4 separate regions of the Homo sapiens genome follow, and regions 1, 2 and 4 are each linked to region 3. The links are chromatin contacts, found by Hi-C or POLR2A ChIA-PET in ENCODE. All regions are on one chromosome and are shown on one strand. Each heading gives the region's core, a stretch centred on a gene start or an enhancer-like site at or near the end of the contact. The rest is flanking DNA. Distances are from core to core; before and after follow the strand shown. Region 1 has its middle 27 kb from the start of LINC00885. Region 2 overlaps LINC00885 (long intergenic non-protein coding RNA 885). Region 3 has its middle 13 kb from the start of SMCO1. Region 4 has its middle 15 kb from the start of TFRC.

The links. Hi-C counts contacts between places; a loop is a spot of excess contacts on that map. ChIA-PET counts read pairs that join two places held with the same protein, here RNA polymerase II (POLR2A). Pooled maps may share reads with other maps.
Region 1: a loop to region 3 is called in a pooled map, with 4 times the contacts of the local background. The contact joins two enhancer-like sites. A Hi-C loop is called at or near these places in 1 of 37 single-sample maps with no recorded cell type and 2 of 50 pooled maps. POLR2A ChIA-PET finds 5 or more read pairs at or near these places in 3 of 52 experiments (OCI-LY7, PC-9 and WTC11).
Region 2: a pooled map shows a loop between it and region 3 (2.9-fold over the local background). The contact joins two enhancer-like sites. A Hi-C loop is called at or near these places in 1 of 37 single-sample maps with no recorded cell type and 2 of 50 pooled maps. POLR2A ChIA-PET finds 5 or more read pairs at or near these places in 1 of 52 experiments (OCI-LY7).
Region 4: a loop to region 3 is called in a pooled map, with 4 times the contacts of the local background. The contact joins two enhancer-like sites. A Hi-C loop is called at or near these places in 3 of 168 maps with a recorded cell type or tissue (IMR-90, K562 and Right ventricle myocardium inferior), 4 of 37 single-sample maps with no recorded cell type and 4 of 50 pooled maps. POLR2A ChIA-PET finds 5 or more read pairs at or near these places in 2 of 52 experiments (OCI-LY7 and PC-9).

The regions. Positions count from the first base shown.
Region 1 is chr3:196,114,160-196,117,456 of GRCh38, reverse strand. No RefSeq gene overlaps it. Among named protein-coding and RNA genes, the nearest start is that of LINC00885, 27 kb to the left of the region's middle. Within about 2 kb of position 1,541, at least 3 of the 41 ENCODE cell types and tissues checked have a DNase peak (open chromatin) inside an H3K27ac peak, as active enhancers do.
Region 2 is chr3:196,158,333-196,161,554 of GRCh38, reverse strand. It overlaps LINC00885 (long intergenic non-protein coding RNA 885), which reads right to left. Exons shown (of 3, transcript NR_034088.1): 3 at 665-1,655. Among named protein-coding and RNA genes, the nearest start is that of LINC00885, 17 kb to the right of the region's middle. RefSeq lists a silencer at 1,049-1,098 and enhancers at 1,399-1,598, 1,619-1,688. Within about 2 kb of position 1,399, at least 17 of the 41 ENCODE cell types and tissues checked have a DNase peak (open chromatin) inside an H3K27ac peak, as active enhancers do.
Region 3 is chr3:196,527,018-196,530,306 of GRCh38, reverse strand. It overlaps the pseudogene NAA50P2. Among named protein-coding and RNA genes, the nearest start is that of SMCO1, 13 kb to the right of the region's middle. RefSeq lists a silencer at 1,250-1,549 and an enhancer at 2,320-2,389. Within about 2 kb of position 1,431, at least 10 of the 41 ENCODE cell types and tissues checked have a DNase peak (open chromatin) inside an H3K27ac peak, as active enhancers do.
Region 4 is chr3:196,095,410-196,098,836 of GRCh38, reverse strand. No RefSeq gene overlaps it. Among named protein-coding and RNA genes, the nearest start is that of TFRC, 15 kb to the right of the region's middle. RefSeq lists an enhancer at 1,878-1,927. Within about 2 kb of position 2,041, at least 14 of the 41 ENCODE cell types and tissues checked have a DNase peak (open chromatin) inside an H3K27ac peak, as active enhancers do.

The DNA.
Region 1 (3,297 bases), core at 292-2,791, 410 kb after region 3:
CAAGGTCAGGAGACCATCGAGACCAGCCTGGCCAACATGGTGAAACCCCGTCTCTACTAAAAATACAAAAAATTAGCTGGGTGTAGTGGTGGGTGCCTGTAATCCCAGCTACTCGGGAGGCTGAGGCAGGAGAATCGCTTAAACCCACAAGGCAGAGGTTGCAGTGAGCCAAGATCACGCCACTGCACTCCAGCCTGGGTGACAGAGCAAGACTCTGTCTCAAAACACAAACAAACAAAAACACAAAAAACTGGAGTCTCTGAGCCTACTCTGGCTCAGGAGGCTGCCAACAAAAAAAAAAAAAAGTGGGGGGTGGGAAAGGAAAAAATCATTTACTATCCCAACGTAATAAGATACTTTTCTATTTAGTTTTTTTCTAAAAGGCTTATAATTTGGACTTTCCCATTCACATCGTTAAATCTCCTGGCATTTTATTTTTATGTTTGAGGTGATATAGGGAAGATGCTTGTGATATCTATTATACTCAGTTATGGGCAATGTTTGTACTCTCTAAACTCACTCAGGTACTACACAAACAAAGCTTACTTCCTTCAATTCAATTGTGTAAGGTTTTATTTAGTATCTGTTGTGGGATTATCTAGAAGCAGGGTAGGCCCTGTATAAGGAAAAAAAATAAAATTATGGATTGCTAAAGTTTTGAATCATTAATTAGGAAGGTAATGTGAAGGGGACAATCACATATTTTCTGGCATCCTGATCTATCGTATTTACATAGAAAGAGAGGCGTATATAGGTTCTGGGGCTGATTTATTGTTTTCACATAGAAAGAGAGGCGCATATAGGTTCTGGGGCTGATTTATTGTTTTCACATAGAAAGAGATGCGTATATACGTTCTCTGGCTGATTTATTGTTTTCACAGAGAAAGAGAGGCATATATAGGTTCTCTGGCTGATTTATTGTTTTCACAGAGAAAGAGAGGCATATATAGGTTCTGGGGCTGATTTATTGTTTTCACAGAGAAAGAGAGGCGTATATAGGTTCTTTGGCTGATTTATCGTTTTCACATAGAGAGGTGTATATAGGTTCTGTGACTGATTTATTGTTCTCACATAGAAAGAGAGGCATATATAGGTTCTGTGGCTGATTTATTGTTCTCATATCGAAAGAGAGGCGTATATAGGTTCTCTGGCTGATTTATTGTTTTCACATAGAAAGAGAGGTGTGTATAGGTTCTGGGGCTGATTTATTGTTTTCACATAGAAAGAGAGGCGTATATAGGTTCTCTGGCTGATTTATTGTTTTCACATAGAAAGAGAGGCGTGTATAGGTTCTGGGGCTGATTTATTGTTTTCACATAGAAAGAGAGGCGTATATAGGTTCTGGGGCTGATTCATTGTTTTCACAGAGAAAGACAAGTGTATATAGGTTCTGGGGCTGATTTATTGTTTTCACATAGAGAGGCGTATAGAGGTTCTGGGGCTGATCTGTTTTCACAGAGAAAGACAGTTGTATATAGGTTCTGTGGGCCTTTGGGGGTTCCCATTCTCACTTCCTTTCTTATGAGTGTGGTGAGCATTGGGGTGTGGGGGTGAGTCTCAGGTTTTTGTTTACATTCAAATATGTTACTTTTCTTTTGCTGCAGAGATATGCTATGGTCCAGAAATTTTTCTTAAGATCCTTCAATGATCCTCTACTTTTTCACAAGTAGAGATGGGTGTTTCAGAACAAGTACGGTACTGTGTGGCTAGTTGCTTCTACCACTGCTGTGAGCATGGTCAAAATTAACCAGGCCATGCTTGGGTCACGTCAAACAATGGGCTTACCATAAGCCTCCCATCGTCACTCTTAAAAAACACTCCAAGCCGATAGCCCGTCATGTTTGAATTTGTAAAGGCAACTAACTTGGGAAGTTCTTTCTCATCCAATGTGAAAAATTCCTTTTCTTCTTAAATCACTATTGCGTATGTTTCAGCAGAGGTTTTTTTGTTGTTGTTGTTGTTGATAACCTATAAATACATACGGAGGCTTCTAAAAGGCCTTTGTGGTCCCTGGGGAGCCATACTCTTAATGCAACAAAAATAGCACTTAAAAAATACATACATATATATATATATAATTATTACATGTAAAAAATAGAAAAGGGAACAAAAATTAGTTGGCATGGTGGCATGCACCTGTAATCCCAGCTACTCAGGAGGCTGAAGCAGGAGAATTACTCGAACCTGGGAGGTGGAGGTTGCAGTGAGCCAAGATCGCACCATTGCACTCCAACCTGGGTGACAGAGCGAGACTGTCTCAAAAAATAAAATAAAAAATAAAAAAGGGAAAAAAAGGAACGTGTCCTCATGCCTCTTTCCAGTCAATTCCTGCTGCTCCCAGTACCCACCTCCTCAGCAAAAGGCAACCACTTTGCAGCTTGCACTTTTTTTTAAGGCAGAGTCTCTCTCTCAGTGGCAAGAACACAGCTTATTGCAGCCTCAACCTCGTGGGCTCAAGTGATCCACCTGCCTTGGCCTTCAGCTAGCTGCAGCTATCCTTCTTCAAAAGGACTCAATGGACCTCGGTTTGTGTATCCATACATGATGAGGAGGGATGAGATGGCCTGCAAAGATCCTGCTTTAGGAAGCTCTGATGCTCAAGGGGCCCACGTGGGCAAATAAATATAATGATGTGCATAAACCTAAACATATTTTTATAAATAACCAACCAATAGTTCATGGTGGGTAGCTCCAGTAAACAAAAAAGAAAAAAAGAAAAGAACCACGCAAGGGTACTGAGGGAGAGGCACCACAGACCAATAAATCCTTGCAAAAGAACAGCTGCTTTGGGCAGGCGCAGAGGCTCACGTCTGTAATCTCAGCAATTTGGGAGGCCAAGGTGGGCTGATCAGTTGAGCCTGGGACTTCAAGACCAGCCTGGGAAACATGGTAAAATCCTGTCTCTACAAAATATAAATTAGCAGGGTGGGTGTGATGGTGTGTGCCTGTAGTCCCAGCTATTCGGGAGGCTGAGGTGGGAGGATGGCTTGAGCCCAGATGTCGAGGCTCCCAAGTTCACGCCACTGCACTCCAGCCTGGGTGAGTGAGACCCTGTCTCAAAAAGAAAAAAGAAAAAAGAAAAGACACTTCTTTTTTTTTTTTTGAGACAGTCTCGCTCTGTTGCCCAGGCTGGAGTGCAGTAGCGCAATCTCGGCTTACTGCAAGCTCTGCCTCCCGGGTTCACACCATTCTCCTGCCTCAGCCTCCCGAGTAGCTGGGACTACAGGCGCCCGCCACCACACCCGGCTAATTTTTTGTATTTTTAGTAGAGACGGGGTTTCACTGTGTTAGCCAGGA
Region 2 (3,222 bases), core at 150-2,649, 370 kb after region 3:
TATTCCCAGCACTTTGGGAGGCCAAGGTGGGTGGATCACGAGGTCAGGAGATCGAGACCATCCTGACCAACATGGTGAAACCCCATCTCTACCAAAAATACAAAAATTACCTGGGCGTGGTGGCAGACGCCTGTAATCCCAGCTACTCCGGAGGCTGAGGCAGGAGAATCACTTGAACCTGGGAGGTGGAGGTTGCCGAGATCATGCCACTGCACTCCAGTCTGGACACAGAGCTAGACTCTGTCTCAGAAAAAAAAAAAAAAAAAAAAAAAAAAAAAAAATATATATATATATATATATATATATTTTAATTTAGTTTTTATTTGGAATGCAGTGGTGTGATCACGGCTCAGTGTAACTTCAACCTCCTGGGCTCAAGTGATCCTCCTGCTTCAGCCTCCTGAATAGCTGGGACCACAGGTGCCTGCCACCAGCTGCCTAACTTTTTTTTTTTTTTTTTTTTTTTTTTTTTGTAGAGATGGAGTCTTTGCTATGTTGCCCAGGCTGGTCTCAAACTCCTGGCCTCAAGTGATCTTCCCTCCTTGGTCTCCCAAATTATTGGAATTATAGGCGTGAGCCACTGCCCCCAGCCTGGTTATGATTTTTTAGTGATCATGGTGTCTATTGGAAATTCTTAGAAAGTAAGAAATGCTACAAAATGTTTCTAAATGTAGTGCCATTTTCTTGAATACTGAATGAATTCATTTACAAGCCAGTTAGTAAACCATTAGCAACTGAAGATTGTCCATGTTGGCAGTATTTACACGACGGAAATAGCAAACACTACAAATCAGTGAAGTGTACAAATCAGTGTGGTCATTCATAGCACCAACCCTGCCCCAGCTGATTTACTCCTGATCACTGGGAAATTATTTGTTTTTTCTTTTAATCTCTGGGTGACTCAAATGTGTAGTCAGCAATCTGGAAGAAGTTCAGGATCTTGAGTCCACTGAGATAGGCCCCAACAGGGACTGTGGCTCAAGAGGAACCCGGACTGAATTCCATCTAGAAGGAGGACTCACTCCGGGAAAGAGGGAGTGCTCCTTAGGGAGGTGCTCCCTGCCTCCAGCCCAGGCCTTGCTCTTGGTGAGTGGTCATTTAGAGCAGGGGTTTCATGTCTTCATGTCTTTGTATTTGCACAGTAGTCAATTTATTTACTGCTGCCACTTTATTCAGTAACCTTTAGCCTATTAATTGTGTTTATTTTATTTCCCTTTTCGTCTTTCAGTGTTACTAGGCCCTGCTGGCAAACAGAATTGAGGGGGGCCTGCCCAGCAGGGAGGAAGGAGGGGCCACAGCGAGGAGTGTCTGGGACTCAGCTGAGCCTTTCTTGCCTCTGAGGCAGGTGGCCTGGGGAAGTCCTTGATCTTGAACCAGCCGGTTACAGTCTGCGGGTGGCCCCACCTTCAAAGTAAGAAATCCCCATGATTCCACTGGGGCGGCTTCAGCCAGAGGAAGCTGATGAGCCCAAGAGCTTCCTGAAAGCTGCCCAGGGCTCCTGAACAAAGGCTCCAGCTCTGAGAGGCCGTGTGAAACCGGCAAGAGCATGGAGTTACTCACGGGGCAATGGAGCATGGCACGTTCAGCGTGGAGTCCAGCGAACTGAAGGACAAATTAGATGTGCGTGTTTCAATGGAGGGGACTCTCAAAACAAGCTGTGGAGTAAAACAATGAAGGTTACCAAACCACGCACAGCACACACTGCCATTTGTGGGAACGCACTCACGTACAAACACTGAACCAGTGAAACGCCGTCTCTACTCAAAATACAAAAAATTAGCTGGGTGTGGTGGCCCGCACCTGTAATCCCAGCTACTTGGGAGGCTGAGGCAGAAGAATTGCTAGAACCTGGGAGGCGGAGGTGGCAGTGAGCCAAGATCATGCCATTGCAGTCCAGCCTGGGTGACGAGCGCGAAACTCCGTCTCAGACAACAACAACGACAACAAAACTAGTGACTGGAGAGGGTTTCGAAAGAACAAGCTGACCTGATGGACAAAGATATACATCAAAGATATATATATATATATACACCATATATAAACACTATTTAGAGTCTTTTTTTTTTTTTTTTGAGATGGAGTCTTACTCTGTTGCCCAGGCTGGAGTGCAGTGGTGTCATCTTGGCTCACTGCAACCTCCACCTCCCAGATTCAAGCGATTCTCCTGCCTCAGCCTCCCAAGTAGCTGGGGATTACAGGTGTGCGGCACCATACGCAGCTAATTTTTTGTATTTTTAGTAGAGATGGGGCTTCACCGTGTTGGCCAGGCTGGTCTCTAACTCCTGACCTCCACCCGCCTCGGCTTCCTAAAGTGCTCAGATTACAGGCATGAGCCACTGTGCCTGGCCACAATTTAGAGTCTTTATAAAGACAGGCTCCAAATAAAATTCGAGGTCTCTCCCCAGGGACATAGAAAAGAGAGTGGTCATGGCTGGACATCATGGTTCATGCCTGTAATCCCAGCACTTTGGGAGGCCAAGGCAGGCGGATCATGAGGTCAGGAGTTCGAGACCAACCTGGCCAATATGGTGAAACCCTGTCTCTACTAAAAATACAAAAATTAGCCAGACGTGGTGGCGTGTGCCTGTAGTCCCGGCTACTGGGGAGGCTGAGGCAGGAGAATAGCTTGAATCCGGGAGGCAGAGGTTGTAGTGAGCCAAGATCGTGCCACTGCACTCCAGCCTGGGCAATAGAGCAAGACTCTGTCTCAGAAAAAAAAAAGAGGCACCTTGAGTTTCCTAAGGGTAGGCCATGTCAGGTGAACAGCCCCTTTTATTCACAGGAGAAGGGAAGGGAAGAAGCAAACATCTGTAACAGGTTTCTCACTCCAGGCTCCATGCTGGGTGACCTGAGCGCTCACAGCAGCCTAAGGGTTAGTCAGGTGTCTCGTTTTACAGATGCCGAAACTGAAGGGCTGCAGTGAGTGTTGTGAGAAACTCCTCTCAGAGTTGTGTGGTGTGTGAAACATTATGGGACTTAATTACTTAAATGTGTTTGGAAATTCAACACCACAGATTAAGAATGTAGACATTATGTCATCAAACCTGGTTTTTAATCACAGCTCCTCTGCCTATTAGCTCAAGGACTTTAAACATATTATTTAATGTCTCTAAGCCTCAGTTTTCATATTTTTAAACTAGTGCTGATTATAATACACCTCTTAGGTTGTTGTGAGGATTGAATAAAATAAAATGAGCAAAGTGAAAAAAAAAAAAAGAAATT
Region 3 (3,289 bases), core at 182-2,681:
ACATGGTGAAACCCCGTCTCTACTAGAAATACAAAAATTAGCTGGGCTTGGTGGCATGTGCCTGTAGTCCCAGCTATTCAGGAGGCTAAGGCAGGAGAATCACTTGAACCCGGGAGGCAGAGGTTGCAGTGAGCCGAGATCGTGCCATTGCACTCCAGCCTGGGCGACACAGAGAGACTACATCTCACAAAAAAAAAAAAAAAAAAAAAGATACAATGCACTTTGGGTATTCAGGGGAAAGGGTGGGAAGGGGGCGAGGGATAAAAGACCACACGTTGGGTACCGTGTACACTGCTCGAGTGATGGCTGCACCAAATCTCAGAAATCACCACTGAAGAACTTATGAAACCAAACACCACCTGTTCCCCAAAAACCTATTGAAATAAATAAAAAGTAAGTAAAATATAAAAATGGTAAATTTTGTTATGTATATTTTTGCACAATTTAAACAAACTTTTCTGGCTCACACCTGTAATCCCAGCACTTTGGGAGGCCAAGGCGGGAGGACCACTTGAGCCCAGGAGTTGGAGACCAGCCTGGGCAACGTAGCAAGACTATGTCTTAATTAATTAATTAATTAATTAATTTATGGAGACAGAGTCTCGCCCTGTCACCCAGGCTGGAGTGCAATGGCACGATCTTGGCTCACTACAACCTCTGCCTTCTGGGTTCAAGCGATTCTCCTGCCTCAGCCTCCCGAGTAGCTGGGATTACAGGTGCGCGCCACCACGCCCGGCTAATTTGTTGTATCTTTAGTAGAGATGGGGGTTTCACCATGTTGGCCAGGCTGGTTTCGAACTCCTGACCTCGTGATCCGCCAGCCTCAGCCTCCCAAAGTGCTGGGATTACAGGCGTGAGCCACCGTGCCCGGCCTCAGAAGCTCCACAGTGGGCCTCTTCTTATATTTCATGGGCCAGAATTCTGCCACCTGTCCGTTCCTAAACCAATGATAACGGCAATAATAATAAAATTGCTGTGATTGATTTATTCTAAGACTCACCCCCAACTCTCACACTGGGAAGGGGCTCAGCTTCCCCTGAAGCACGTGGCTGCCCAATACTCAAACAATATCTGGATTTTGCTAAGGAGAAAAAAGTAGTGGCGGGGATCAGGGAGGACCCAGCAAGGTTTTTCTCACTGGGGCAGGGACTGATTCCCTGAGGACGCCGAAGTTCTTCCGGAGACGCACCTGAGACGGACTGACTCCCACCCCGGAGTCCCTGCGGAGTTATAAATGTCCCTTAGATCTGTCCCCTCAGCTCTCCATTCCGGGGACCAGTGTTCTGAGCTCGGCCGCCATCGCCTCACGCTCAGCGACGGGCGTGGCCGGGAGCCGCCTGCGGATGGAGGAAGCGGCCGCCAGCGCCCCCTGGAGGCTCGGGCCGGCTCCACTCCCGCGGCCCCCGCCACCGCCCAGCTCCCCGCGGAGGCGCCCAGGCCGGTCTGAGCCCGACAGGGCGGAACCACCGCGGCGGCGCTGCCCTGAGTGGAAATGCGGCCTCCGCAGCGGGAGAAGATGCTGGGAGCCGGATGGGGCCCGGAGGCGCGACACCGCAGTTCTCCGTACTTGAAGACACCCATCCAGGCCACCTTTTCAGTCGGCTGCAGGGACACGTCCTACAAGGGCGTGCTGGAGGCTGAGCTAGCAAAGCTGGGGCGAGGGCGGGACGGTGGATCATTCGCAGACACATCATCACACCAGGGTGTCCGGCACCTTACCCAAGGCCAGGAATAGCAACTCAGATGTTAAATCGTGTCAAACATCTGTGGAGAAGATGGCACCTTTTTCTTCTCCTTCTTTCTCTCTCTCTCTCTCTTTCTTTTTTTTTTTTTTTTTTTTTTTTTTTTTTTTTTTTTTTTTGAGATGGAGTCTCGCTCTGTCACCCAGGCTGGAGTACAGTGGCGCGATCTCGGCTCACTGCAACGTCCACCTCCCGGGTTCAAGTGATTCTCCTGCCTCAGCCTCCCGAGTAGCTGAGATTAGAGGCATGTGCTACCACGCCCGGCTAATTTTTGTATTTTTAGTAGAGACGGGGTTTCACCATGCTGGCCTGGCAGGTCTTGAACTCCCGACCTCAGGACATCCGCCCGCCTTGGCCTCCCAAAGTGCTGGGGTTACAGATGGGAGCCACCGCGCCTGGCTAATTTTTGTGTTTTTAGTAGAGACGGGGTTTCACCATATTGGCCAGGCTAGTTTCGAACTCCTGTACTCTAGGGATCTGCCTACTTCAGCCTCCCAAAGTGCTGGGATTACAGGCATAAGCCACTGCCCAGCCAAGATGGCACTTTTGACAACATCTGTTTGTCCAGATCAGCAATGAGTCAGCAATTGACTTCTACAGAAGTTTGGCTTTGAGATGACTGAGACAAAGACAGATAAAGGATAAGAGGATGGAGCCTGCAGATGCTCAGGAGTTGCAGAAAAACCTCAAAGTCCCTTCCGATCAGAATGGAGATATGCAAAACACAACTGAACAAGTCACAAAATGAACCTTCTTGCACTTGCTTGTTGACAAAAAAAGACAAGCCCATTGATTTTCACCCCCTCTTTCTTGTAAAGCTTTCCTGCACTGCCATGTTTTTGTTTTTCCTTCTTTCTTTTCTTTTCAAAGTTTTAATACTTTCAAGGACTTTAAAAATGATCATGTTTGGGCCAGGCGCAGTGACTCACTCCTGTAATCCCAGCACTTTGGGAGGCCAAGGTGGGTGGATCACTTGAGGTCAGGAGTTCCAGACGAGCCTGGCCAACATGGTGAAACCCCATCTGTACTAAAAATACAAAAATTAGCCAGGCGTGGTGGCGTGTGCCTGTAGTCCCAAGCTACTCAGGAGCCTGAGACAGGGGAATCGCTTGAACCTGGGAGGCAGAGGTTGCAGTGAGCCGAGATCGTGCCACTGCACTCCAGCCTGGGCCACAGAGCAAGACTCCATCTCAAAAAAAAAAAAAAAAAAAAAAAAAAAAAAAAGATCATGTTTGGATTGTTTCAGTTCTCTTATTTTTGTGAGGTGGTTTGACTGAAGGCAGGAGAAGGTAGATCTGTTTAATTTCACAGTTAAGATAAATGGTTCTAAAAATTTAGGTGTCAAATAATTTCACATTTCTTAGCTTGGAGTTGGAGACCAGCCTGGGCAACATAGCAAGACTCTGTCTCTATTTTTTTTTTTTGGAGACGGAGTCTCACACTGTTGCCCAGGCTGGAATGCAATGGCGAGATCTCAGCTCACTGCAACCTCCGCCTTCTGGGTTCAAATGATTCTCCTGCTTCAGCCTCCTGAGTAGCTGGGACTA
Region 4 (3,427 bases), core at 792-3,291, 430 kb after region 3:
TGGATGTTAGGTCATGTTTGTAGCATGGTGAGGTTCTTTATAACAGTTTGCATTCCATCCTGGGAACCCTCCCACTCCCGCTTTAACATTTGCATATATTAAGGTTGAAATTTGTGCTGTAGAGAAATTTGTGCTCTATGGGTTTTTGTTTGTTTGTTTTGTTTTGTTTTAGTGACAGGGTTTTGCTCTGTCACGGAGGCTGGAGTGCTGTGGGATGATCATAGCTCATGAACTCCTGGATTCAAGGGATCCTCCTGCTTCACCTTCCTGAGTAGCTGGGACTACAGGCGCGTGCCGCTCAGCCAGCTAAAGTTTTTTTTTTTTTTTTTTTTTTTTTTTTTGAGATGATGTCTCACTGTGTCGCCCAGGCTGGAGTGCAGAAGTGCCATCTTGGCTCACTGCAACTTCTGCCTCCTGGGTTCAAGTGATTCTCCTGCCTCAGCCTACTGAGTAGCTGGGATTACAGGTACCCACCACCATGCCCAGCTATTTTTTGTATTTTCAGTAGAGACGGGGTTTCACCATGTTGGCCAGGCTGGTCTCAAACTCCTGACCTCAAGTGATCCGCTGCCTTGGCCTCGCAAAGTGCTGGGATTACAGGCGTGAGCCACCACACCCAGCCAGTTCTATGGGTTTTGAAAAATGCAGTCTCATGTACCATACAGAAGAGTTTCGCTGCCCTAAAATATCATATATGGTTTACCTATTCAGCCTATACTTCATTCTCCAAGCCTCTGGCAACCACTGATGTATTTTAGGTCTCTATAATTTCACCTTTTCCAGAATGTCATATAAATAGAATCATTATAGTATACAGTCTTTTAAGACTGGTTTCTGGCTGGGCATGATGATTCACGCCTGAAACCCCAGCACTTTGGGAGGCCAAGGTGGGTGGATCACTGGAGCCCAGGAGTTTGAGACCAGCCCTAGCAACATAGAAAGATCCTGTCTCTACAAAAATTACAAAACAACTAGCCAGGGGTGGGGACGTGCTCTTGTAGTTCCAGCTGCAAGCTGAGGTAGGATGGCTGGAGCCTGGGATGTAGAGGCTGCGGTGAGCCATGGCCACTCCACTGCACTCCAGCCTGGGTGACAGAGTGAGACCCTATCTCAAAAAAAGAGAAAAGAACAAAAAGACTTATCAGGTAAAATGGCCCAGAATCTAAATTTATGGCCCTCTACTAATCTTGCTGTTTCTTGCTCTAATGGATTTATGGCCATGAGAAACTGCAGCGAAGTGAAGGTGTGCCTGGAAGGGAGAGATGGACTCTGATTAATTGTATCAGTCTCCTGGCAATAGCTAACCTTATATACATAAGCATTAAAACCAAATCCAAGGACATCCTGTTTTGGAACATTAAAGTGCTGTTGTCACAGAAAGGAAGGCAGTCCTTCCTCTCTAAATTTATAATGTCAATCATTCCTTTGAGAGTTTTCGCTGGCCCTATATATTTTGCACCTGTTCCCAATAATCCAGATGGTACTGTGGGGGCCAAAGTCCTTGGCTCCCTGAAGTTTCACTAAAAAATCAATTCACAGCTTGGCGCGGTGGCTCATCTCTGTAATCCCAGCACTTTGGGAGGCCGAGGCGGGTGGATCACTCGAAGTCAGGAGTTTGAGACCAGCCTGACCAAAACGGTGAAACCCCATCTCTACTAAAATTACAAAAATTAGTTGGGCGTGGTGGTGCACGCCTGTAATCCCAGCTACTCCAGAGGCTGAGGCAGGAGAATCACTTGAACCCAGGAGGCAGAGGTTGCAGTGAGCCACGATCATGCCACTGCACTCCAGCCTGGGCAACAAGAGCAAAACTCCGTCTCAAAAAAAAGGAGAAAAGAAAACTCCTGTTCTTCTCTAGCCCAGGCCCAGTCTGCAGGAGAGGTTTCAGAGCAGGGTTCGTGTGGACTGGCTGTTGAGCTGCGTCTTCCCAGGGGTTCAGGGGAGTCCACGACAGCTGTAGACTGTTCTTCCGGCTCACAGTTTCACAAACTCAGTTTCGTCAGTTCACCAGAGTCATCAGGTAATTCGCTACCCAAGGGCACAAAATCCCGATTCATGAGGCCTATTTATTAATTCGTGTGGGGTAAGAGAACTGCTGTGCAGGCCAAGTCTTCCTGCTGAGGTCTGGTGTCTTCTCAGGAGGGAAAATTGTTTCAAGATCAGGATTAGTGGATTGTTTGGCAGTTGTGCAGTGGCTGCAAAGTAGCTGAATGGTCTTAGGGACCGTTGCTGAAGCTGGGACAGCCCCAGGGATCGCCCTGGTCCACTGAAAAGCTTAGAATGCAAAAAATAGAATGCATTACAGCTACCTAAAAATAGCTGCCAAGCAGAAACCGCTTTCATGCCAGCTGGCCACACAGGGTGCCCTTTCTGTGGGGAGTGTTGTAGAAACAGCTAATAAAAACTTCTTCCTCTAAAGTCTACTCAAGGGTTGGTCTAAGACCAGCAGCAGCCTGGGTATCAGTTAGGAGCTTGTTAGAAACACCGTCTTGGACCCCCACCAGACCTTCTGAATCAGAATCTGCATTTTAACACGTCCCCTCCATGGGACTTATCTGCACATTAAAGTTTCTTTAAAAAAATATTTTCAAGGGCTGGGTATGGTGGCTCACACCTGTAATCCCAGCACTTTGGGAGGTTGAGGTAGGTGGATCACTTGAGGTAAGGAGTTAGAGATCAGCCTGGCCAACATGGTGAAACCCCTTCTCTACAAAAAATACAAAAATTAGCCGGGCGTGGTGGTGGGTGCCTGTAGTCCCAGCTACTCAGGAGGCTGAGGCAGGAGAATCACTGGAACCCGGGAGGTGGAGGTTGCAGTGAGCTGAGATTGCGCCACTGCACTCCAGCCTGGGCAACAAGAGTGAAACTTCGTCTCTTTCTCTCTCAAAAATAAATAAATAAATAATAAATGAAAATAAATAATATATGTATATGAATATATATATTTTTAAGAAACAAGGTCTCACTCTGTAGTCAAGGCTTAGCTGCAGTGGCACAATCATAGCTCAGAGTAGCCTTGGACTCCTGGGCTCAAGCAATCCTCCTGCCTTGGCCTCCAAAGTGCTGGGATTATAGATGTGACACTGCATGGAGCTCACATGAATGTTTAAGAAGCACTAGGCTAGGCTGGGTGTGGTGGCTCATGCCTGTAATCCTAGCACTTTGGGAGGCTGAGGTGATCATGAGGTCAGAAGTTCGAGACCAGCCTGTCCAACATGGTGAAACCCCGTCTCTACTAAAAATGCAAAAATTAGCCGGGTGTGGAGGCATGTGCCTGTAATCCCAGCTACTCGGGAGGCTGGGGCAGGAGAATTGCGTGAACCCAGGAGGCGGAGGTTGCACTGAGCAGAGATCACGCCACTGCACTCCAGCCTGGGAGACAGGGCAAGACTCCGTCTCAAAAAAAAAAAAAAAAAAAGAAGCGCTA